Linked DNA regions of Homo sapiens: region 2 is linked to region 1. The links are chromatin loops, found by intact Hi-C in ENCODE. Cell type or tissue: mammary epithelial cell. All regions are shown on one strand. Each heading gives the region's core, and the rest is flanking DNA. Links, peaks and the distances in the headings are about the cores only. Region 1 has its middle 21 kb from the start of LINC01751. Region 2 has its middle 60 kb from the start of BMP2.

Evidence for each region. A loop is a pair of places that touch in the nucleus more often than their neighbours do. Peaks named below come from ENCODE experiments on the same cell type or tissue, not always from the same donor. Only the 100,000 strongest peaks of a DNase experiment are listed, where the experiment ranks them.
Region 2: it touches region 1 in a loop (10-fold over the local background); 32 of 110 quality-filtered maps call a loop at or near these places.

Annotation. Positions count from the first base shown.
Region 1 is chr20:7,280,005-7,292,440 of GRCh38, reverse strand. No RefSeq gene overlaps it. Among named protein-coding and RNA genes, the nearest start is that of LINC01751, 21 kb to the left of the region's middle. In mammary epithelial cell, for the core only: a CTCF peak has its summit at 6,326 (motif pointing right); a DNase peak (open chromatin) is centred at 6,320.
Region 2 is chr20:6,821,862-6,834,297 of GRCh38, reverse strand. No RefSeq gene overlaps it. Among named protein-coding and RNA genes, the nearest start is that of BMP2, 60 kb to the right of the region's middle. In mammary epithelial cell, for the core only: CTCF peaks have their summits at 4,389 and 5,288 (motif pointing left); DNase peaks (open chromatin) are centred at 4,577 and 5,287; H3K27ac peaks cover 445 bases.

The DNA of each region.
Region 1 (12,436 bases), core at 1,354-9,353:
GGCATGCTGGCTTCATAACTTCCTCCTCATATCTGCAATTTCTCATTTTTTTTAAATTTCTTGACCCTTTCCATGAAATGTATTACCATCTCAGTTATCTTAAAGAGAGAATAAAAGAACAGTGTCATTTTTTGCTCTCCAAGTGTTTGGAAAAAAGTAATACACACTGTCTGTCCCTATGTCTTTACCATCCACTCTCCCCTAATTCCTTAGAATCTGACTTCTGGTTCCACTTCTCTACTCACACTTTTTTTGCTGTTGTCTAAATCTGTGTCATTCAATGTAGTAGCCACAAACCACAGGGTGCTGTTATTGAGCACTTGTGGTTCTTTAGTATTGAGATATGCTGTAAGTATGAAATACACACTGGATTTCAAAGTACAGAATCAAGAATGCAAAACATAAATTTGTATATTTATTACATGTTAAATGATAATATTTTTATATAAAGGGTTAAATAAAATACATTTTAAACTTTATCTGTTTCTTTTTAATGTGACTACTACTAGGATATTTAAAATTGTATGCATGGCTCACGTATCAGAAAATGCTTATATATTAATGGTCTTTTCTCAGCCATTTGTTTGTTTTCCCTGCAGCAGTTAAGGATGTTAATTGCCCCCACCTCCCACCTCTTTCTTGAAATTCTCTTCCTGTGTATTTCACTCATACCTCCTCCACCCCCATGCAGACAGCTCATTGGGCTCCTCTGTCTCAGTGAAACACTCTCCTCCTATTTCTACCTGCCAAACCAACCAAAATGCTGCCTCTTCTATGAAAGCCTTTCCTCTTTACCCCACACCACAATGTGGAAGAATTTGCTCCAATTCTTTACCACTGAAGGGAACATATTCTAGCACTCAGCACTTTAAAGCTATTAGTATTTGCATGTGTGAGTTAGTTTATGAAACTGACAGATCTTGGAGGGCAGGAGCCAAATCTGATTACCAGCCTCTAGGAAATGATTAATCAAGAAGGCAAATAAAGAAGAAGATAAAATACAGAAAGGAAAAAAAGGAAATAGCATACTTATATTTTTTGCATTATTCTCCTTTTTAACAACGTATTTATTTTAACTGTCACATAATATGTGACAAGGGGTATATATGTATGGGGTACATAGTGATATTGTGATATATACAATGTATAATGATCAGGTCAGGGTAATTCATGTATGTGTCAACTCAAACATTATCATTTCTTTGTGTTGAGACCATTCAATAACCTGTCTACCAGCTATTTGAAAATATCCCTCTTTGTATTCATTCTCTCTCTGTCTCTCTCTTTCTCTAACCCAGGGGTCCCCAACCTCTGGTTTGTGGGCTGTTAGGAACTGGGCAGTACACAGGAGGTGAGTAGTGGGCAAGCAAGCACTACCACCTGAGCTCCACCTCCTGTCAGATCAGAATGGCATTAGATTCTTATAGGAGCACAGACCCTATTATGAACTCTACATGCAAAGGATCCAGGTTGCGTACTCCTTACGGGAATCTAATGCCTGTTAATCTGAGGTGGAACAGTTTCATCCCCAAACCCTATCCCCCTCCACACCCCATCTCGTGGAAAAATTGTCTTTCACAAAACTGGTCCATGGTGCCAAAAGTCTGGGCTGCTGTTGCTCTAACCACGTATATACCTACATCTATATCTAACTGTCTATACTGATTGTAGATACAGAGATAGGTAGGTAGGTACGATAAAGAGGTTGAGCTTTCCTAATCTAAAAATCCAAAATCAGAAATTCTCCCAAATTCAAAACCTTTCGAACACCGACATAATGTCACAAGTAGAAAACTCCATACCTGACCCCATGTGACATGTGGCAGTCAAAATGCAAGTGCGCACAGTTTATTCAGCATCCGCATGGGGGAAATAGAACCCTCCTACCCAACTTCAGTTTTGGTGTATTTTCTCTGTACATGCCCAGATTCCCTCATGCAGGCTTTCCCACAAATGATAATAAAATGGCGTGTGTGCAGTGGGACACACCAAGGGCAGTTTCCCATGATGCCCCATCAGGCCAGGACCTTTGCCAAAAGTGATGAGCAGAAGTTAATTAAAAAATAGAAAAAAAATACTGCATAAACCTGAAAAAGAAGATCTTGATTGTGTATTGAAAGAATGGATCCATCAGCACTGCAGTGAACTCAAGTTACTTAATAGTATGCTGACTATGAAACAAGCAAAGATCTATCACAGTAAACTGAAAATTAAATGGAACTATAAGAATTCAGCCTGCTGGCTGGAGAAATTTGAAAAACATCATTGATACCGACAGAAGGCAGCCAAGCATCCCCCGGTGAAAGCCTGCCTTCAAGCCTTAAACAGCCTGAAGGCTGAAAAACCAGACTGCCAGTCCCAGATGAAGCTCGCCCTTTTCTCAACTTATTCTTTCTCAATAATGCCCACCTGCACACCGGGACGATGGGGTGGAGTCTTGGGAAGTTTGTGCCATTTGCAGGGAGGAGGAGTCTGACCTCTGCTGTTCCTGGATGGTGACCCGGGATTCAATCTGTGACATGGGGGCCTGTTAACAGAAACCCTTCTCACTTTGCTGAGCTTTTTGGTTTTTCTTTTCCTTTTTCACCCAATAAACACCGTTCCCCCTCACCCTTCCAAAAGTGTCTGTGTGCCTAAGTCTTCCTGATTGTGTGACAAGAACCCATTTTTTTCTACAGCAACATGGCATTACATTTTTAAAGCTCTGGGTGATAAGCATCTGCTGATCATAAAGCAGCAGAGAAACTCATTGATGAGTTTGCTAAAGTCATTACTGATGAAAATCTGACTCCAGAACACATCTATAATGCTACTAAAACGTAACTGTTTTGGCCTTGTTGCCCCCAGAAGACACTGACTACAGCTGATGAGACAGCTCCTACAGGAATTAAGGATGCCAAGGACAGAATAACTGTGCTAAGATGTGCTAAGGCAGCGGGCACACCTAAGTGTAACCCTGCTGTGATAGGCAGAAGCTTGCATCCTCACTGTTTTCAAGGAGTGAATTTTTTAACAGTGCAATATTATGCTAACAAAAAAGCATGCATCCCCAGGGACATCTTTTCTGATTACTTTCATAAACATTTGGTACCAGCAGCTTGAGCTCACTGTAGGAAGGCACCAAATTCTCAAAGATTACGTTTATGCCATATACTTTCCTCCAAATGTGACTTTGTGGATTCAGCTACATGACCAGGGCATCCTCAGATCAAAGAAAAGTCAATATAAAAACACGTTCTTGAAAAGCACGCCAGCAGCAGAGAACAGAGGTATGGGCGTGAAAGGTTTTGAAAAGTTTAGGATGCCATAGGTGCTGTTGCCAATGCTTGGAAGATGGTGACTAAAGGCACAGTTGTGCATGCCTGGCACAATCTCTGGCTTATGACTATGTTTTGTGATGATGACAAAGTGGTGACTTTGAAGGATTCCAAAAGTCAGATGAGAAGAAAAATGTCAGATCTCCTTACATATGCAAAAATTGTATCTTCAGAATCTGTCAATAGGGTGGAACAGGTGGATAACAAAGAAGTTCTTAACATCAATAATGAGGCTCCGGTTGTTCATTCATTAGTCAGTAGTGAAAAAGCCAAAATGGCTCTGAGTCTAGATGATTGTGATAATAGTAACAATGAAAATGACTTTGTTAACACTACAGAAAAAGTGCTTATACATGACATGCTGAAAATATGTGATGGGTTTATCGAAGGACTAGAGCAGCGTATGTTCGTAGCTGATAGCAGAACAAGAAATCACTTCAGTTTATAAAATGAAAGAGAGACTTCTAAGGCAAAAAAATAGTTACTAATGACACAGATGACACTACAGTTAACATTTTAACAAGCCATTTAGAAGAATGTCCCCTCATCTCCAGAGGACCTACTTCCCGGTCCTTCAACTGCTTCTAATGTTTCTTCTCACCTAAAGAGACAAAATACAGGGTTCAGTAACCTTTTAATCGAAACACAGCACCGCAGGTAAAGACTGAAAGCCTGCTGGTGTTTGTTGTTGCTGTTGTTTAATAGCTCATACAGGCATCTGGTGATGCTACCGTGCTGCTTAGCTACTTTGAACACATTATTTTTTTCATTGTATTAATGGTATGTTATATTACTGTTAAGTACTTATGCCTGAATAAGTATAAGAAAATAATTGCTTCTCGGTGGCATACAAAATCAAAGTCAGGAATGATGGTGATGCCAAACAACCATAGATTGTCCTCAAGTGTGGCCAAGATAGTGGCACCTTTGCTTTATGATGGTTCAATGTACCCAAACTTTGTTTCACACACAAAACTGTTGAAAATGTGTAAGACTGCCTTTTGGTTATGTGTAAAAAGTACATATGAAACATATATGAATTGCATGTTTAGAGTTAAGTTTCATCCCTAAGATATCTTTTTAGAGTTAGGTTTCATCCCTAAGATATCTTATTACGTATATGCAAATATTTTAAAATCTGAAATTCAAAACACTTCTGGTCTCAAGCATTTCGGATAAGGAATGCTCAACCAATAGATAGGTAGGTAGGTAGGTAGACAGTTAGGGAAGGAGGGAGAGAGGGAGGGAGGGACGGAGGGAGGGAGAAAGGGAGGGAGGGAGGGAGGGATGGATGATAGATAGATAGATAGATAGATAGACAGACAGACAGACAGGAATATCTCAAGATTAGGGCTATGATGAGATGAAGTGAGACACCTGGAAGGAAACATTTAAGGAGGTGTTCTTAGGGGATATAAAGGGATCTAACTCAGTATATCTATGCTTCTATCATCTCTGCCATTTACTAGCTATATTTTCATCCCTAGGTAAGGTACTTAACCTCTCTGTGTCCTCAATTGAAGAGCAATAGTACCCAGCTGATAGTGTTGCTATAAGGATTAAATGAATTATTACACATAAAGTACCAAAAACATTACATAGTAATGTTATCAATAAGTTTCAGTATTAATTATTATTAATATATAATATTTCATTTACTTAAACTTGCAATGTTTTAAGTTGAAGTACCTGGGATTATGTGGTCTAAAGTTTTGCGAGTTTAGAAATAATGAGTTTTCATGTAAATGTGTTTATGCCACGTCTGTCCTTGCAATAGTGAAAATTGAATTAGACACATTTTAAATATAGAAAAATAATAAGCCTAGTTCAAATATTTTATAAACGATAAAATCAAACTGAAAAAATCTAATTATTTCCATCTGCACTTATTTCAAATATTATTTGTAATATATGCTATAGATTTTTAAACTCTGATCAAATATTGCCAGACCTCACAAGAGCCTAAGTGCTGACCTTTAATTTTAAATGTGTTTTTTTCACGTGTGTGGGAAGAATTGGGCAGAAAAATGAACTTTCAGCTCTTGTGGAGGGCAGTGGGGTCCACCAACTTTATTTTTACTGTTAAAATCTGTGTAAAAATAACATTATTATGACACAGTGAAATCCCCTACAATATGTTGAAATGACTAAGAAAAGAAAATAAAAGTAGGAAAACTTTAAGTGGGTTTGATTTTGGAAGCCAAATATTTTTAGAAAAATGTAATGAAACTTGCTTATTACTTTTACTTTCAACATTTTGCTACATCAAATGTTTATCTTTCAAAGACCTGGTTTAGAACACACACCTACACACACATGCACACATACACACACACAGATAGGGTATTTCTTCTCTCTCCGTTTCATGACTTTAACATTTCCCTTTCCTGGTCCTGGGGAGGATATTAGAAGGGATAAGCCCTAACATTAAAACAAACACATAAATAAACTACCAATGGGAAAAATACCACCTCGTTTCTTTAAGGATTTAACCTAACCAAAATTGGGCTTCCCTGGGGTCTGCTTTGCTCTGTTAGACCCGTTCAGCAGGAAATGGCACATGCTGAAACTTCGGAGTATCACACACTAACTGGTGATTGCTGATGTTGGGCCCTAAAGAAAAACAGTTAGGAGATGAAATTCCCCATAGCCCCCTGTAACCAGACTCCTTGAACATTGTCCCTAAACCATTAAAGTTACTGTGGCAAAGGTGTCATGCCTTGTCCAGTAGTGCTGAGCTTCTATGTTTGATGCATGAACACCTATAGGCAGAGTTTGTCTACCTAAGGCTTAAGCCATGGCATTCAAAGAATGGTGTTCATATTTAAGTAATAAAAACACTCACCAGTTATTACTGACTAATCTCACCCAATGAGCTGAAAGAATGCCTGGTGCTTGGGAGTAGGTTGTTATAGCGGCCGTGGTGCGAAAGCCAGGACATACATAATTAATATCTACCGCTTTCCCGAAGACTCTTGTTCTCAAGTAAGCTATGTCCTCAGTCATCAGCAGATGGCGCTGTTCCCTGAGGCTCAGAGCTCTTCAAATCGGCCTGTCTCAATATTGGATTGTACTTCCCAAGGCTTAGAGTGTAGGAGGCTAGAAATCACTTTCTCGAAACACTGGCTAGAGTTATTTGCCATGAAGAATTCACCAGGCAGTCTAGTTAACAGAAAGCAGAGAAGTCCTGATAAAGCTATGCTATGGAAAGCTCATCTTGTTGAAACTGGCTCTTTGGCTCTATGTTTTTAATATTGTTCTAAAATATAAATTTTGCTTTTCAGCCAGACTGTTCTTTCATGCAGTCTTGTGTGACCGCCACTGAGAAGGCAAACCAAACTTATTCTTCCAAGAAGGTCTGAGATGAACAGACTTCTGGTGTAACACACACATCAGTAGTGACCCTTCTTGCTAATGGAAGAACAGAGTTTGGGGGATTTTTAACCACCTATTCCACAATATGAGGCAGGATGTGATCCAACTTCCCATCAGAAAACACTTGGGGAGGTATTTTTAAATGACAGATTTCCAAGCCTTACCTCAAACCTGCTACATCCAAAACTCTAGGGGTGTGACTGGAAACTGTTCGGTTTTTGTTTGTTTGTTTAATCTCTTCAAATCGATTCTGATGCAGCTGGGCCATTATTTGGCAGACTGAGAACATCCAAACTATATAACCCGTCCCAATAATATATTGAAGAATTCTATGATTTAAAAAAAAACGTGCAAGAAGCATGAATACTTTAGTTTTCAGAGACTCAAAAGACAGTATTATTCCTGGGACTACCTCATGAGAACTTGCTTTTATGAGTGAGCATGAATGTTCATGCTGAAAAGCCATTTATCTCAATAAAGTCAAGGAAGTTTTTAGTTTTCACAAAAGAAATCTGGGAGTAAAAAACTACAATGTTGAGTTATTCTTTTCTATGTGTTCTTTGAGCTTTCTATTCAATATTTGTTGATAATCAACTATATGTTAAGCATTCAAATAATGAGATCAAGCCTCCACCCTCAAAGAGAATACGTAGGGCAGATTGAACAGGAAAAGGTAAGCAACACTACAAATAAGAAACTATAATACAGGACAGACATAATCAAATGTAATAAAGAAACACAACAAGAAAATGAAGATTAAAAAATAATGATGAATGCTCATGTAGGGCAATTTTGGTTTCTTCCTAGCAGAGGTGACATATTTTTAAGAAGAAATTATGAATAGGATGTCATTTGCTTTTAAAAAAATCATTCTTAATGGGTACCATTTTCCTTAGAAGAGCCATAAAAAGTAGCTCCTGGACCACTAGGAACTTTAGATAAGCCCCTCCCAGTGCTATGGCCAGCTTCTCCACTCTCCCTGGCCCACCAGCTCCTCATCTACCATCCTACCTGTGAACCTTTTCTAGAAAGAAGAAATGTGCCAAAATTCAGACTTTCTGGCCTTCTTATATACTTCTGATTTTGTGAGGACCTGAAATACTGCTTTGGATAGGAGGAACCACAATAGGCCAGTTTTAGTTACCTAATTTCATGTAATAGAATTTAATAATTATGTATTTATTAACATTTGAGTGTGTCAGGTCATTCTAAATCTATGAATAATTTAACAAAATGGGCCCTGCACATGTACTGTCAGTTGCAGGAATTGCACTAAGTTTGGAAATGTTCCTTCACTTTTTCCAGGGTCTGGACTACCTCTGATGATGTTTATGTTCTTTATCCTTTTGTGAATGGGTTCTTTCTTTTTTTCGTTTTAATACACAAGCCAGGATGTTACAGATTAGTCTCTTAGAGGACTTGTTCTTCTAGATTATGAAACACTTAACATTAAGTTTTATTTTGGATTGCCACTCCAACACAATCAGAGGAAAAGAACTACATGAGAATGTCAAACTCTAACTGGTAATGTTGTTTACCAGACGGTATGTTAAAAATTATGGAACCATTATAGACACACACTGGATTTGAACAATTGAGTAGATGTATGGAAGATGGTGAGAACTAGGTTCCTCACTGTTAGAGTAGAAGGTTGTATACAACCCAGGTGAAGAGAAGGCTAATACGATCCAGGTGGCATAGACGGCCAAGCGTGGTGGCTCCCGTCTGTAATCCCCACAATTTGTGAAGCCGAGGCATGTGGATCACTTGAGCCCAGGAGTTTGAGACCAGCCTGAGAAACATAGGGAAGATCCTGTCTCTATTAAAAAAAAAAAAAAATTAGCCAGGTGTGGTAGCACACATCTGTGGTCCCAGCTACTGAGGAGGCAGAGGTGGGAGAATTGCTTGAGGCTGCAGTGAGCTGTGATTGCACCATTAAATACATATACACACACATATGTGGAAAGGAAGGAAATATGTGTATTAATCCATGAATATACACTTATCTGCACACATACACACACACACACACACACACACGTGTGTGTGTCCAATGAGAGAGCCTAGAAATAAATGATGCCCCAGAAGCAGCAAACACACCTATCCCCCAGATGTTAGTTTTGAATACAATTTTCCAAGAAAAGGAACCAGGGGACTTTTTGGAGAAATGAATGATTTTACAGAAGAAATGAATCATTTAGACGAGCTAAATGAGCATATCAAACCACCTGCAAGTCCCTTATGACATTACGAAAGCAACCTCAATATAGTATAGTAGTTCTCAAATGTTAGCAGGCCTCAGAATCACTTAGAGGGCTTGTGAAAACCACTCTTCTCTCCCCATTTCTGACTAAGTAGGTTTGGAGATGGAATCTGAGAATTTACATTTCTAATGAGCTTCCAAGTGAAGATGACACTGCTTGTTCAGGGATCATACTTTAAGCATTACTGCCTTTCCAGAATCGTAACAAGATATTGTGAATTACTAAAATAAATACCATCTTCCACTTACATGTTTCTGTCCTGCTTCACATGGTCTAAGTTCTTTCAAAAAGCTAGCTAGAAAGCAGATTTAGAAAATAAATGGTGAGAGACAGTGTGAATAGGAAGGATTCAGTGAGGTAGTTTAATATTTCATACTCTCATTTATTTATTTTTTATCCATTCAATCACCTATTTATCCAACATGGGCTATGTTCCAATTGGGGGTTATAGATATATAGTGAAGGGTGCACCTAACTCAGCAAGAGGTGAATAGGAAAGACTTTAGAAAAGAAATTGATTTAAACTGAATTTTAGTTGGCAAGAAAGACAGCCAGACAGATTGGGGGGTGGGGAGGGGGTAGAGTGAACGGGCAAAGGGAGCAGTTTGTGCAAATTCACAAAGCAAGAGAGAACATTGGCATAGCTGAATAACTGCAAGGAATTAACTAGATTAACAAAATATGCCCAGGGCCGTACCAAAACTCAGATCTGAATGAGGATTTCCCTTGTCAACAAATTTGGCTTTTAGGTGGTCCCAATTAACCATCTCTCTTGTCTTCATCTATCTATCTAAATCCTGTTTTTCTTTATGGACTGAATTTAATCTTATCTAATCCAGAGTTCTTTAATAGTGGCTCAACCTAAAGTAATCTGCTGTTTTTGCTGCTGTGTCCAAGAACTAAACAGTTCCCATTTCCTGTCATGACAGGTTAGTTCATGATTGTTTGTGTTCATGTGTTATTTCCCATAATTCTTTGCACCTCCCGATCTCCCATAGTACTCCAGTCCAATGTCTTTAACTTTGGAATAGCCAAAGATATTTGTTAATTTACCCCAATTTATCACTCTTATATTAGAAAACTGATAGAATTTATGCCAATAATGTTGTTTCACATATAAATAAAGGACATCAAATCAATTATACAAGCACAATGACCATACACGCACGATTGTAGGTTTAAATATTGTGACAGTATGTCGTAAATTTTAAGACAGTGTTCATTCTTGCATTTCTGGTTATTATAGCTTTCACATTCCTAAGTATCAAAATACTGAAAACAGTAGACCGAATTCATTTTCATTGAATAGAATTGATTATCTATGTTAAAAAAAAAAAACCCTCAGTTTTAGGAATATGAAAAAGAACAGTCTTAAAATCTACTTGAAAATAAGGAAACTTAAACAACCAATTCTAAAACAGCAGGTATGAAGAATTCTAGGAAATTGAGAAAAAAAATTTAAAGTGGTGAAAATAAGAGAAGTACAAGATATGGTAGGAGGAAAAGACAGGGCCAAAAGAGACTAGCAATTGATTAATATTTAAATAAAATGTGATATATGCATACAATGTGATATATTATTCTGCAATGAAAACTAGCAAAATACTTATACATGCTATAACATAAATGAACCTTTAAAACATCATGCTGAATGAAAGAAGACCATGTATTCAAAGATTCCATTTATATGAAATGCCAGTAATAGGAAAATCTATAGAGACATAAAATAAAATAATGGATGCCTATGCCTAGGGATGAGATGAGGGAAATTGACCATGGTTGAGGCCTAAAGGAAATAGAGTTTCTGATGAGGGAAACTGGGCATGGTTGACACCTAAAGGAAATACAGCTTCTTCCGAGGCTGATAAGACTGTTCTAAAATTGATTGTAGCTGCACAGTTTTGTGAATATACTAAAACCCACTGATTTTTTACACTCTAATGGGTGAAATTCATGATATGTGAATTACATATAATTAAGCCTTTACAAATTAAAAATAAAGAAAATTAGCAAGACAGTTTTGAGCCTTATTTTAAAAGATTATTAATGTTGGATCAAAAACTTTACCCATTAGAGACTGAGCATAAAAAGGACCGTCATCTGCAGATGTAAGTTTTAGAAAGATAATGTTGGTGGCAGTGTGCTACATGAAGTAGAGATGGGTAACAGGACACGATGACTCTAATGAAGACCAATTGAATCAGGACTTGGATGGCTGGGGCAAAAATGTGGTCGTCGCATAATGGGCATTGGGAAGTAAAATTGACAAGACTTTTATTGAATATGGGGTGACAAAGAGAGATTGGTGGGGAGGGAAATTTGAAGAGCCAATTTCATGTGGTAAATGGTGGTTTCTAATAGACCAATATAGGTGATTTGAGGAGAGGAGTGAAAAAAGTAAAAAATTAATAGTCAACTTTTGATAAACTGAGTTTGCAACTTTATAAATATGTTCATGTCAAAATGTCCAAGTGGCTACTGAAACTGTTTCCACGGAGAAGAAAGGTAAAAACCATTAAACACTATGTGGAAAAACCAAGACATTGAAGATTTCCAGAGAGTTCTAATATTTGAGATTGTTACAGGTGAATAAAAGAATTATATTGACAGGCAGGGCACGGTGGCTCATGCCTATAATCCCAGCACTTTTGGAGGCCGAGGTGGGTGGATCGCTTGATGCCAAGAGTTCAAAACCATCCTGGGGAACATGGAAAACCCCATCTCTACAAAAAGATACAAAAATTAGCTAGGCGTGGCGGTATGTGCCTGTGGTCCCAGCTACTCTGGAGGCTGAGGCATGAGAATCACTTGAACCTGGGAGGAAGGGATTGCAGTGAGCTGAGATCACACCACTGCACTCCAGCCTGGGTGACAGAGCAAGACTCTGTCAAAAAAAAAAAAAAAATTTGACAATGAATTTACAATGAATATTTTTAAAAGGAGGAAAATAAAAGCCAAGGGAAGTGGAATTCAAGAGAGAAAGAAAGCTGATCGGCAGCATAGGCAAGAAAAATATTCTGTAAAGCTGCTGGTGAGTTCTTGGAGAGGAAATTCAACAGCGTTCTGTGGATGAGGACAAAACTGCAAGGAGAAATGGAAAAGGGGATGAAGTACAGGTATCGTTTACTGTTTGAGGAACATATGGTTTACACAGAAGCACACAAGGAACAAAGCCAAGGGAACATAGCACTGGAACACAAGAAAGACTACTTAGGGACATGTCAAAATCAGTTTTGATTTATTCCAGCTTTGGAACCCAGGTAAAACAGAACAAGGGCCTCTAAAATTTTTTCAATCATCTCTATCTTTCCTCACTTCACTGCCATGGATATTTTATCTATAAAGTTATCTAAATGACTCTTGTAAAAATTTGCATTATCAACTGTATTGAATTTTCAAAGAAAAAAGTTTTCATAATTAAAATGCATTCTCTTATTATACTAAATGGACTAAATTTAAGCATCAAAGCATTCAATTCAT
Region 2 (12,436 bases), core at 1,555-9,554, 460 kb after region 1:
GTTTCAGTGATTCTCCTGCCTCAGCCTCCTGAGTAACTGGTATTACAGGCATGCACCACCACGCCTGGCTAATTTTTGTATTTTTAGTAGAGACAGGGTTTTGCCATGTTGGCCAGGCTGGTCTCGAACACCTGACCTCAGGTGATCCGCCCACCTCAGCCTCCCAAAGTGCTAGGATTACAGGTGTGAGCCATGCACCCGACCGGGAAACATTTCTTAAAGAGGTCACAGTCTTTGTCATAATGTGGCACACTCTGTAACTTTAATATGCACAAATTTCTTGATTCCCAATAAGGAAAATATGAAAAAAGTTAATAAATATGCAAAACAGTCATCTGCATAATGTCATAGGTTGCTATCTACTGAATTTACAAAATTATATATAAATTCACTGACAGCTTCTATTCACTCTTAATTGAGACCTTGCAAATTAAAATTTTATCCTAGGACACAATACTTGTCCGTGCTGATTAATTATAGCTAATAACATTACTTTGTAACCGTATTCCACCACTTTAATTCTCTCTCTAAATTCACAAAAAAAATTTATAAACTTTGAAACTAAACTCATTTATTTTCCAAATTTTGGAAATATGTTCATAAGTGACATGAAGCAAAAGTCTGAGCTCATCAAGGAAGTCAAAATGTTCCAATTCTAGGAATTCAGGTGACAGCTATGTAAACCATTAATTTACAATCCCATTCCCTCCAGGTGTCCGTGAGAAGTTCTATAAAATAGCATGAATGTTTCCAGAAACTCAAGACCTGCTCCTCATTTGCTAGGCAAGAACTACTATAGCAGTAAAGCAGAAAATCTGGTTTTGAAATGATTATGGTAGTGACTAAACAATTCCACATGCTATAAGAATCCCGTTTGATATTAGATGTTACCAAATTTAGTTTCAAGTTAAAGATGATTTTCCTTCATGGTTCTTTTTACTCTGCTCTATCCCAATATTTAATCTCCTCCCAGTGATTCTGTGATCTGGGTCTGAGAAAAGATACATAATTTCATTAATTATGATTTTTAAACTGAACATTGCTATGTGTTCAGCTATTTTTCAAAGCAAAACAACATTTAGAGATCAAATTAAGATCACCAAATTAGTGATCTTCACTTTTTGCCAAAGATGGCAAACTCTCTCCACATCTCCTTGGTTTTTTGTTTGTTCGTTTTTTTTCCCTGAGTCACTCTCTGTTCCCCAGGCTGGATTGCAGTGGCGCCATCTTGGCTCACTGTAGCCTGGACCTCCTGGGCCCAATCAATTTTCGCGCCTCAGCCACCTCAGTAGCTGGAACTACAGGCGCGTGCCGCCATACCCACGTAATTTTTGTATTTTTAGTAGAGATGATTTCACCAGGTTGGCCAGACTGGTCTCGAACTCCTGGCCTCAAGTCATCCACCAGCCTCGGCCTCCCAAAGTGCTGGGATTATAGGTGTAAGCCACCATACCTGGCCCACATCTCCTTATTTTTGATCAAGTAGAAAGTGCTAAAGCATCACGATTATGGCTTCAAATTGTCATTACTTCTAGTAATGCCATTTTCATGGGTAGGTGTGTGCATTTCACTTACCCTCCTTCACAAGTGTTCATCTATGACCAAAGAGTTGGACTTGATTTTTGGCTAGATTTGTCTAATATGTGGACAGTTTGTTAGTCAATCTGTATATTGGTATTATCCTTCCTGGAATAATAGAAGTAAGGCTCAATCTCAGGGATGTTTTGAGGACCAACGATGTCAGTAAGAACATCTAAATCTGGCCTGAAAGAGGTAAACAGTTATTGCCAGTGTACCCTATGTAGACTTCACCATGAAATAATTTTGTGCCTTCTTTTTCAGACAATATATGTTCCTCAGAAGTTATCCAGTCAAAAGCCGCTGCAGAGCAAATTATTTTTCCTTTTACTCTCTTATCAATTAAATATTTCTTCCAAGCGGCAAAAAGCACAAGATCACATCTAGGAAAGCAGTTAACCTCTAAAAAATGGGGATATAAACTATTGTGTGTGTGTGCCTATAAATGCTCACTTTCTTAAAAAACAGTTAAGAAATAGTTTTATTAATCTGGAGAAGAAAAAGCTGAGAAGCAATGCCACTCTTAGCTTTCTTGAGAAAGGATCTTGACATGCGGGGGAAGGAAGAGGTAGATAGCCTCTTATTCCATTACTAGGTAGATCTACAGCTAGCTACAAAGGCTGCCTCCCAAGAGTCAAATTTTAGCTATATGTGAGGAAGAACTTTCTAACATCTACAACTACACAATCATGTAATGCTCTGTTTGGGAAAATGATAAGACTCCGCTGGAGTGTTCAGTCAAAGCCAAATAGCCATCTTAAAGCTGTGGTAGAAGACATGGGGAAGAATCTAGAGCTTCTCACTCAAAACAAGGGAAGATGCAAAGTGCCTGGCAAAAGTTGGTAGGCTTCCTTCATGTAATGATAGCCCAAAAATAGGACACGCTAAACCAAATGTGAGGTGAGTGAAGTAGAACTGAAATCCATCCCTCCTCTCTACCACCAATATTCCTTTGTAAACAATACAAAGCCCATATTTTTGTGACTCAAACATTTTCTGGATGCTTTATTTGGAAGGATCCTGGATAAAGAAGCATGAATATGAGTAAGCCAAAAGCAATCAAAGCACCTGATGTTTACATTGTGGAGTAACACATTTTCAAGGAAGAAACTCATCAGTTAAGATTCCTTGTGATTTGTAATTTGTGACAATTCAAACACAGCTTTGTCTATGTCGCTACAGTTTATTTTCCCATTATCTATAGAAAATAGATCAATAAAATTAATGTAAACAAGAATGAATGTAGCCGGTGTTTCAATTTACTTGAGAACAAATTGTTTTCAAACACATTTACAACAACCCAAATGCATACAAACAGTGTGTTAATTGTAAATGAGTCTTATCTATCCATTCAACTAGCTCTAGCAGGGTGTTTATCTGCAGTGTCTCAGTAGCCCCCTTACTATTACTTTATATTATACATCACTGAAAACAATAAAACTGCATTTTCTCTTAAAATGCCTAAGGAGGGTGTATTTCTTCTGTAATATAAACATATTTTTTGATTAAAATTATTCAAAAGAAAATTAACAGACTCACCTGAAGACATATTCAAATATTTCTAATTGTGCTACTTTTGTAATAGGAGCACAGAATGGGTTATTAATCAACCTCATCAAGTTATAAAATAAATCTAAATTCTGTATACAAGTGTATGTGAGAGTGGGAGTGTGTGAATATATGTATACATGTGTGTTTTTGTGTGTGTACCTAACAGGACGGCTGTGTTGTCATTCATTTGCCAAATATTAATCAAATCCCTTTGTATGTTAAGCACTTCAAGGTATTTGGATACTCCATTGAAAACAAACCAACGAAACAAAAATTCCAGTACTTAAAGAATTTATATTCTAATTGGAGGAGACAGACAGTAAACAATAATCATAATTAACAGGTAAGTGCTTTTGAATGTGGAAAATGAAGAGGTTAGGAGTCTGGTTGGGGACAGGTTCGAACTGTAAAATGTGTGGGCCAGGTAGACTTAATTAAGAAGGCAGCATTTGAACAAAGATGGAAAGATGGTAAGAAATTCTATCGTCTGCATATTTGGAGAACGAGCAGTCCAGGAAGAGCACATAGGCAATGCAAAGACCCTAGTGTATTCAAGACATAACAAGAAAGCTAGTTTCTTAGTTTGAATGAATAAAAGGAGAACAGGAGGAAACAAGGTCAGAAGTAAAGGGGTCAGATGATATAGGGCCCTGGAGATGGTGGTAGGATATTGGCTTTTCTCTGAAATAGATGGGTGAAGAGCCTGACTATCAGGCTGGAAATCAGCACATGAATAAGCGATAATCATTTAGTTATTATTATTATTATCATCAAATATTCTATAGGGTCTCCAAGGCGGGATCATTACCCTACTTAACATAAGTAAGTGGAAATGAAATTTTTGTGACTTGCCCGAATTTGAAATGTCAGCTATCGGCAAAACCAAAGTCATAGCCTGATTTCTTATAATGCGCTTTCTTTAGGTGGTAATATAAATAGTTTCCCATCTTCTCAATAATATGACAAGTCGTTTGTCTTAGAGTATGTGTGAAGTGAGAACAGGCCTCATGGATGGCTGGAGTGGCATCTCAGGAAACTGCAAGCAATTCAGATTCCAAGTGGGATGGGAGGCACTAGGTTTCCATAAAATGCTCATACACTTGCTTTCAGAGAAACATGAAGGGATAATTTTCACAGTTCCCCCACTAAGGCTGTGCCTGTAAGCATATCCTCCCACTTGTGGATTTATTTGCCTTGGTGCACTGTGATGTCTGAGGCCTAACTGAATTGTCTGTAAGGTAGTTCTGTACTCAGAGTAGACTACAGGGGGAGCTCATCCTACTAATTTATGGCTTGTCTCATGCACAACCTGCAAAGGATGTTCTTCTAAGGGTCTACATCCCTATGGAGCAGATGTTTCCTCAAGAACACTCACTCCCAGCTGAGCTTTCCTCAAATAACCTTGCTCCTTGGACCTGAAAGACAGCTCTAGTCCCTCATTGTACATGTGACAAGCCCAAGCATGCCTGCTCTGCCATATAGTATCTATCATGATGCTAGTCCTGAAATTACACAAAGGCAATTACAGGGGGACAATGTCTCATCTCTGAGATGGAATCTGCAAAGATATAGGACTCCTCCCCAACCAGGTGGCAGTCAATGCCAGTGAATCCGACTACAGCAGCTGCCAGCTTAACAAAAAAACAAACAAACAAACAAACAAAGAAAAAAAAAGAAAAAAAAAACAGTGATATCTCTCTTTCTTTCATATTGGCAAACAACCCCTGTCATCTCCTCCTAGCTTTCTGATAGCCCACTTAATGGGTCAAATTAGTTGGCTCTTGCTAAGTCTTCTAGTAAAAAATTATTCTTTGCCACTTGTTTTCAGAGTTGCTTTAAGAGGCCCATAGGGGCAGGCAAGTCAGAAAATGAGAACTCTTTAACAAACAAGGGCAAACCTCCCTGTCCCTGATGTAGAGGAAAAGACCTACAGGCTATTAAAAGGACCTCCCTCTGATTAATAAGAGTATTGACCTCTGGTCTAAATCAATTTTTGTGGAAGAAAGAAAATGGACTCTTGGAGAGGTAGGACAGAGTGGTAAAGCACTTAAAAAAAAATAAATAGCAGTCATTTCCCTTCTGCATACACTGTGTACACTGGCATGCTACCCTTCCTAGTGATCTGCAGAGATTCTGACCTGGGGTTTTCCATTCTATTGCACTCGCTGTTGCCACCTGCTGGTGACATATCATGATTGACATACATACATAGTTGGGGGAGGAATTTTTATGGGAAGCACAAATTGCAAACTTAAGGCCACATCAATAGTCTTTATTCCCTGGGGACTCAGTCTTTCTGGAGATGGGAAAATATGTGTCCAGAAAGCAAAAGAAGAGGATGCTACTTATACTTTCCCTTCAAGAAGTTCAATATGTTTCAGTCCTATTATTCCACCAACACAAGAGATTCCTTTACTATCTTTCTATGGGGCAAGTTGGGCATGTATCCTCGTGACCACTACAGATGTGCTATCTTAATCGTGTATGTTGAAGACTAAATGTTTTCAGTGTAATAGAACTTGACCTCAAATAGAAGATTGCTTTTAGTTTCCCTTAAGCAAACACGGAAGGCAAAAGAGAAACCCCCCTGCCTGTTTCAAGGTGCCTGGAGCTGAGAGGTTGCAGCACATCCCATCATTTATGAAAGAGCTCTCAGAAGTATACAGCCCTACGTTCCCAGAAAACCTCAAGGTAAGCAAGTTGTTTGAAGTAAAGCAAGTCTATTTTTTAAAGGCCCATGTCGAGCTGTAATTTGCTGAGGAATAAGAAATGAAAATACGTTTCCTTAGATTTCTCCACACTCATAAATAGCCAATACCATAGTGCATGTTTCCTTGGAAATTCAGACACATTCAAAGCCACGGTGCATAGCTATACATGTTTAACTTGTAAATTTATTGTGATAGAATAGGAAGGTTTAAAATGAAAATACACCAAGTATCAGGAAGTTCAAGAGTTAAAGTCCCCACAGCAACCTTAACACACACTCTCAGTGTATAAATGTCACATCATAAAGAAGTTTAAGAAATTTTCTTCAGTAGTAATGTCCAGTATTGAATATTCCCAGTATGGACAACTTAACACCTATATGTATTCCCATTATGTGTTCTAATTTTTAAAGGGAATTGTGTTTTAATGTAGATATTCATATTTCATTCATTCATTTCATTCATTCATGCCCTGGGTCTTGTCTCTTCTCAATAAATTTTATTTAGGTTATCCCATCCAGTTCCACAGCTTTAAATGCTACCTATATTTGAGATATTCTCTCTCTCTCTCTTTTTTTATTTTAGAAGCAGAGTCTGACTTTGTAGCCCAGGGTAGAGTGTAGTGGTGCGATCACAGCTCACTGCAGCCCCGAACTTCCGGGCTGAAGCAATTCTTCCACCTCAGCCTCCCTAGTAATTAGGACAACAAGCAGTTGCCACCACACCTATTTATTTTTATTTTTATTTTTTGTAGAGACAGGGTGTTGCAATACTTTCCAGGCTGGCCTTGAACTCCTAGCCTCAAGCAATCTGCCTCACTTGGATGCCAAAAGTGCTACGATTACAGGCATGAGCCTCTACACCTGGCCCTAGTGATTATTAAATCCATTTCTCCATTCCTAATTTATCCCCATAATTTTGGAATCATAGCCAATTGCCAACTGTCATCTCTATTGAAAAAAGGGTCTACTTCTGGGGCCACTTGTGTAGCTGTTGGCAGGCCTCCATTTCTTGCTGGCTGTTGATCCTTGCCACACAGGCCTCTCCTTAAGGTAGCTCAAAACTTAGGAGCTTGTTTCTTTCAGAGCAAGAGATCCAAGAAAGAGAGAGACCAAGATGGAAGTCATAGCCTTTATAACCTAGTCTCAGAAGCAGCAGACCATCACTTCTGCTGTACTCTATTGGTTACATTGAGACTAACCCTGGTAAAATGCAGAAGACTTCCAAAGGGTGTAAATACCAAAAGGAGAGAATCACTGAGGGCAAATATGGAAGTTAGCTATCATAGAATCATAGCTCCAGTCTTCACCCTCTATTGCCTGGATACCTGAAATTGCCTTCTATTCCATCTTTCTGCTTCTCTCCTTGCCATCTATTAACCACTCAGCAGCCAGAACTATCTTTTTTAAAACATAAATTATTCTTGTACTTAAAACCTACAATGGCTCCCCATTGCACTTAAAATAAGATCCAATCTCTTAATCTGGTTCCTGCCCAGCTGTCAACCTCATGTTCCCTCACTGCCAACACTGTGGGTATACTTCTGTTCCTCCAGCAAACCAGATTGTGTTCATTTTCCTTTGAAAGATTTAGGTCACAGCTTAAATATGAAGTCTAGAAGAACGAGCCCAAACTATCCCCTCAAAAGTATTCACTCAGCCACTACCATACCCAATTGTCATTTCTGCCCCATTCCCTCTACCCTTCACCACAAACACAAGTGTACTTCATACCTGCTAATAGAATCCTGATGTGTCCAAGAGCAGGTAAAGAGACCTTGATCTTGGGGAATGTGGCCTCCTCTTAGCCACAGGAGATGATTCATGATTGCTCTATATAACAGGCAAGGTAATCCTTTGCTCTTTGTCAACAAAGCAAAAGGATCTAGAAATCTCCTGAAGTCCTCTACTGACCAGTGAGAGGTGAGAGGTTGTCTGTTAGGGGCTGTTCTTCCAAGGGAAAAAAAATAGCAAGTCTAATGAGGAGAGTGTGTCTTGCCCCTCCCACTGCCTTTCTGAATGTGACTCTACTATGAAGAAGTAATGCCTGGAGCTGCAGCAGCCATCTTGTGACTATGAAATAAGCAGCATGATGATGAAAAACCAACATACTAAGAATAGTTAAACTGGAAAATATAAAGAGCTCAGGACTTTTATCTTTGAGCCACTACACCAAATCCTCTTCCACCAACCTCTAGACTCCTTGGCATGTAAAATAATTACATATGTTAATCACTTAAGACCATTGGTCAGAGTCTTCTGTTACACACAGCTGAAAGTATTCCTAATTAGTACAAATACCTGATGACAAAGAACAAGCAGAATTACTGCAGCCTATAATGTTCTTGCTAAAGCAGGAATATTCAACCCATCAGCAACTCCTTTACTTCCTTTTATTCTTGACTTGTAGAGGCAGGATCTTAGAAAGCTGCTCATCTTAGTGACCATGGCATCCATGCCTAAGGTACAACTTGCCCCTTGGTTATCTTTTGACAGCTGTACCTTGCAGAGCACTCATTGAAGAAAATTTAGATGCCTTTACTATTATTCACCCAGGAGGAGTATTTTTAAACCTTCTGAAACTTACTGACTACCTGGCATGACAAGAAGGGCCTGTGCCTTGAAGTTGGAATTTAATGCAATGGTTGGTTATTCAGCTTTATGACAGCTTTTCCTATTCCTTACCACCAGTCTTGATCAATATTCAATTTCCGTATAGTGTCTTGCACATTCAACTGGTCTCCCTATTTGCACACTTCCTCTACACACCCCGGACTTGTCTCCCCCTAATAGTCAGGGTAAGCCCTCTACAATGTAAGTCAGATTACATCACTCCTCTGCCCTGATCTTCTCAGGATTTCACATGTCAGGGTTAAAGCTGAAGTCCTTACAATGGCTTACAAAGTTCTCTAAACTATTGCCCCCCTTTTTACTCTGATCTCATTGCTTATGACTCTTCCACCTGCTTGCTTCTCTTGGATAAATTAGCCTCCTTTCTGTTTTTCAAAGAAGTCAAGTATTCTCCTACCTCAGGCCTTTTGCACATGCTGATTCCTCTGCTTGAAAAACTTTCTCCAGCTACCTGCATGACTTGTACATCATGTTATGTCTCTACAGAAACATGATATTACAGATGAGACTTCTGTTGCACATCATATATAAAACAGCAACAGCTCCACCCCTACACACATAGCACCTCCTCTGCAGCCTTTTAATTTTGGCTTTTTTTTTTTTTTCCAAAAAAACACTTATTACAACTGATACAGTTTCAATATTTGTTCCCACTAAACCTAACGTGAAAACGTGACTCCCCACAGTTAGAGGTGGGGCCTGCTGGGAGGTGTTTGGCTTATCGGGGAAGATCCCTCATAAGTAGCTTGGTGCCCCTCCCACAGTAATCGAGGGTTACTCACTCTGTTCGTTACAATGAGATCTGATCACTAAAAAGCATCCTGGTACCTCATCCCCTCTCTTGTGCTCCCTCTCTTGCCATGAGTTGTCTGGTCCTGCTTTGCCTTCCACTACGACTGAAAGTTTGCTGAGCTCACCAGAAGCAGATGCTGGCACCATGCTTCCTGTATAACCTGCAGAACCATGAGCCAAATAAACTTCTTCTCATTATAAATCTCCCAGCCTCAGGTATTCCTTTATAGCAATGCAAAACGGACTAACACTACAACCTGATTCAGTATCAGTTATTTTTCTATTTGTTTATTGACTGTTGTCTTCCTCCCATTGTCACATAAGCTCCTTAAGAACAAGGACTTCGCTTGTTTTGTTCAATGTGTTTACAGAATTTAAGAAGCATGCACACCATGCAACAGGTACTACATGAATATTTGTTCAATGAGTAAACAAATGAGTAACTTTATCATGGATAGTGAATTCACGTCACTGCTCTCTGACTCAGTGTCCTCATTTATAAAGCAAAAGAATAAAAGTTAAGAGATCTCCATGTTTTTTCCTTGTTCTCTTATTCCACATAAATCAGAGCAAAGGCTGGATTCTAGCTCGAGAACCAAGGGAATGAGCATCGGTCCAGAACCAAAATGGGTTGTCTAGGCCTTCCACCCGCTGAGTTTCTGGGTGGCCCCAGAACACTTAACTGTGTCCTTTAAGTTCTCCACCTATAAAACAAGGTTAACATTTACCTACCGCACAGGGAAGTAGGAAGCATTAATTAATGCCTGTAAAATACCCTGGTATTTCTCAATTAAAAGATTCAATTAGAGTAAATTGTTACTATTAGATAAATTAAAATGATAATTCATACATGAAGCCCAGCTTTAAAAAATAAGAAACCATCATGTACATTGTAAAACAATCTACAAAAAGCTCTACCCAAAAGAAAAGAAAAAGAGTTTTTCTAAGTTTTCATCATCTAACAAGTAACTCAGTTTCAAAGAAGTTGCATGCCAACTTTTACTAACCTAGAATGTTCCCTGGTTGTCAAATCTAGTTCTGTATATGTGACTGAGATTACAGGTCAAAAGTTAGCATTAAAGAGAAAAAGAAGTACATTTTAGCACATTGCCTGCTTTATGTATCTTACCCTTAAAGACCAAAAGAAAAATAGATATTTCATTTTTACTTATTTATTTGAGACAGGGTCTTGCTCTGTTGCTCCAGCTGAAGTGTAGTGGTGCAATCATGGCTTACTGCAGCCTTGAACTTCTGGGCTCAAACAATCCTTCTGCCTCCGCCTCCTGAGTAGCTAGGTTTACGGGTATATGCCACTGAACCCAGCTAATTTTTTATTTTTATTTTTTTTGTAGAGATGGGATCTGTCTATGTTGCTCAGCCTAATCTTGAACTCCTGGCCTCAGGCGATCCTCCCACCTTGGCCTCGCAAAGTGCTAGGATTACAGCATGAGGCACCACGCCTGACCAAAGACACATATTTTAAAGCACAAAATATTACAAAGAAAGCACTAAAATTGCTAGTATTTGTAAAGACAACCAAGATTATTCAAGAAAAAGAATACAGAGAGCTATATTTTAAAATACTAACACTATGAAATAGAACTGAAGCTTTATTAACAGAGCATCCTTTGTCAAGCTAAGACTCTTTATTTAAATAACCTCATTAAAATAAACTTTAAATCATTTTAAAATTCATTCTGCCCAAAGAAAAGGCTTGCCCACATCTTGGCTGCATTTTCAGCAAACTTTTTCAAAACAATTTTTTTTAGTACTATCATGAAAGACAAGGTCATGGCAATGCATCTCCTTCCTTCCCTCTCTCCCTTCATACTCCCTTTCTTTTTTCTTTCAAGAAGGTCCTTGGTCATGAAGGTCCTTAAAGAGGATCTACTTGGCTTGTCTTCTAGAGGAAACCTGGGAGGCTGCTTCTTGAGGACCCAACTGGCCTCCTGGGATGATGGGGTCGATTGGTGATGCCCAGAGAAGACTAAGTTTAGGAGTCAGAACACACAAGGGTGTGTCTGCTCAACAGGTAAAGAAAGGTGATTTGAGTGGAGAGCTAAACCAATTCACTTCTGTTTTCTTTAGACTCTACCCCCTTCCCGCCCAATCTCCAGTTAACCCACTCTTGAGTCACTAAGGATGACACATGTAAAGACTTTTCTAAGTAGCAAAAAAGCCTATGTAAACCTTCAAAATCATTATCACCTGCCAGATCTCCTTTTGGGGAGTGAATTTCATTGGTACCAGATTCAAATTATGGTTTCTCCTCCCAGAAAACAGCACATAAAAATGGAATTTTATGTACAATTTCAGGAGATTTAAAATACCTCTAAGAATCATAGGCTGGGTGCAGTTGCTCACACCTGTAATCCCAGCACTTTGGGAGGCTGAGGTGGGAGGATCACTTGAGATCAGGAGTTCAAGATGAGCCTGGCCAACATGGTGAAATCCCATCTCTACCAAAAAATAAAAAAATAAAAATTTAGCTGGGCACGGTGGTGCACGCCTGTAATCCCAGCTACTTGGGAGGCTGAGGCACGAGAATCACTTAAACCCGGGAGGCGGAGGTTACAGTGAGTGGAGATTGTGCCACTACACTCCAGCCTGGGCGACAGAGACCCTGTCTCAAAAAAGAAAGAAATCATGAATCCCAGACACTGTGACTGGTGAGCACAAGATTAGGAAAACCTACTTGAGGAGTTCTACAAAGGGTCTCCAGTGGTACCATGAATTCCTTGAAATTGTGGACTTTTTCCTAGAAAAGTTTTGTTTAGCTTTCATCATGATAGCAAGGGTGTCTGTGACCTGCTTGAGGTTGTGAATATCTGAGCTCCTTGAAACCTTAATTTTGCTCCCCTTGCCAGAGTCTGATTTTCTTGAGGAGATCGGCATGGCTTCATCATCTTTTTTTATTTACTGGCACATGAAGTGTTTAATAAAGATTTGTGGGATGAATAAGTCAGTTAACCAATCAAAAAAAAAAAAAAAAACCCAAGCTGCTTCAATAAAATATTTATTGCCATAAAATAGTAAAAAAAAGAAAAGTCAACCAGAAACATAGAAAGCTATATATACACAGATAGTCTCATGCATTTTATTCCCGGGTACTTTCAGATATTTTCCAGAATAGGTGTATAAGTCATGTGAAGAATATCTTAGATTTAAGCAGCAGGT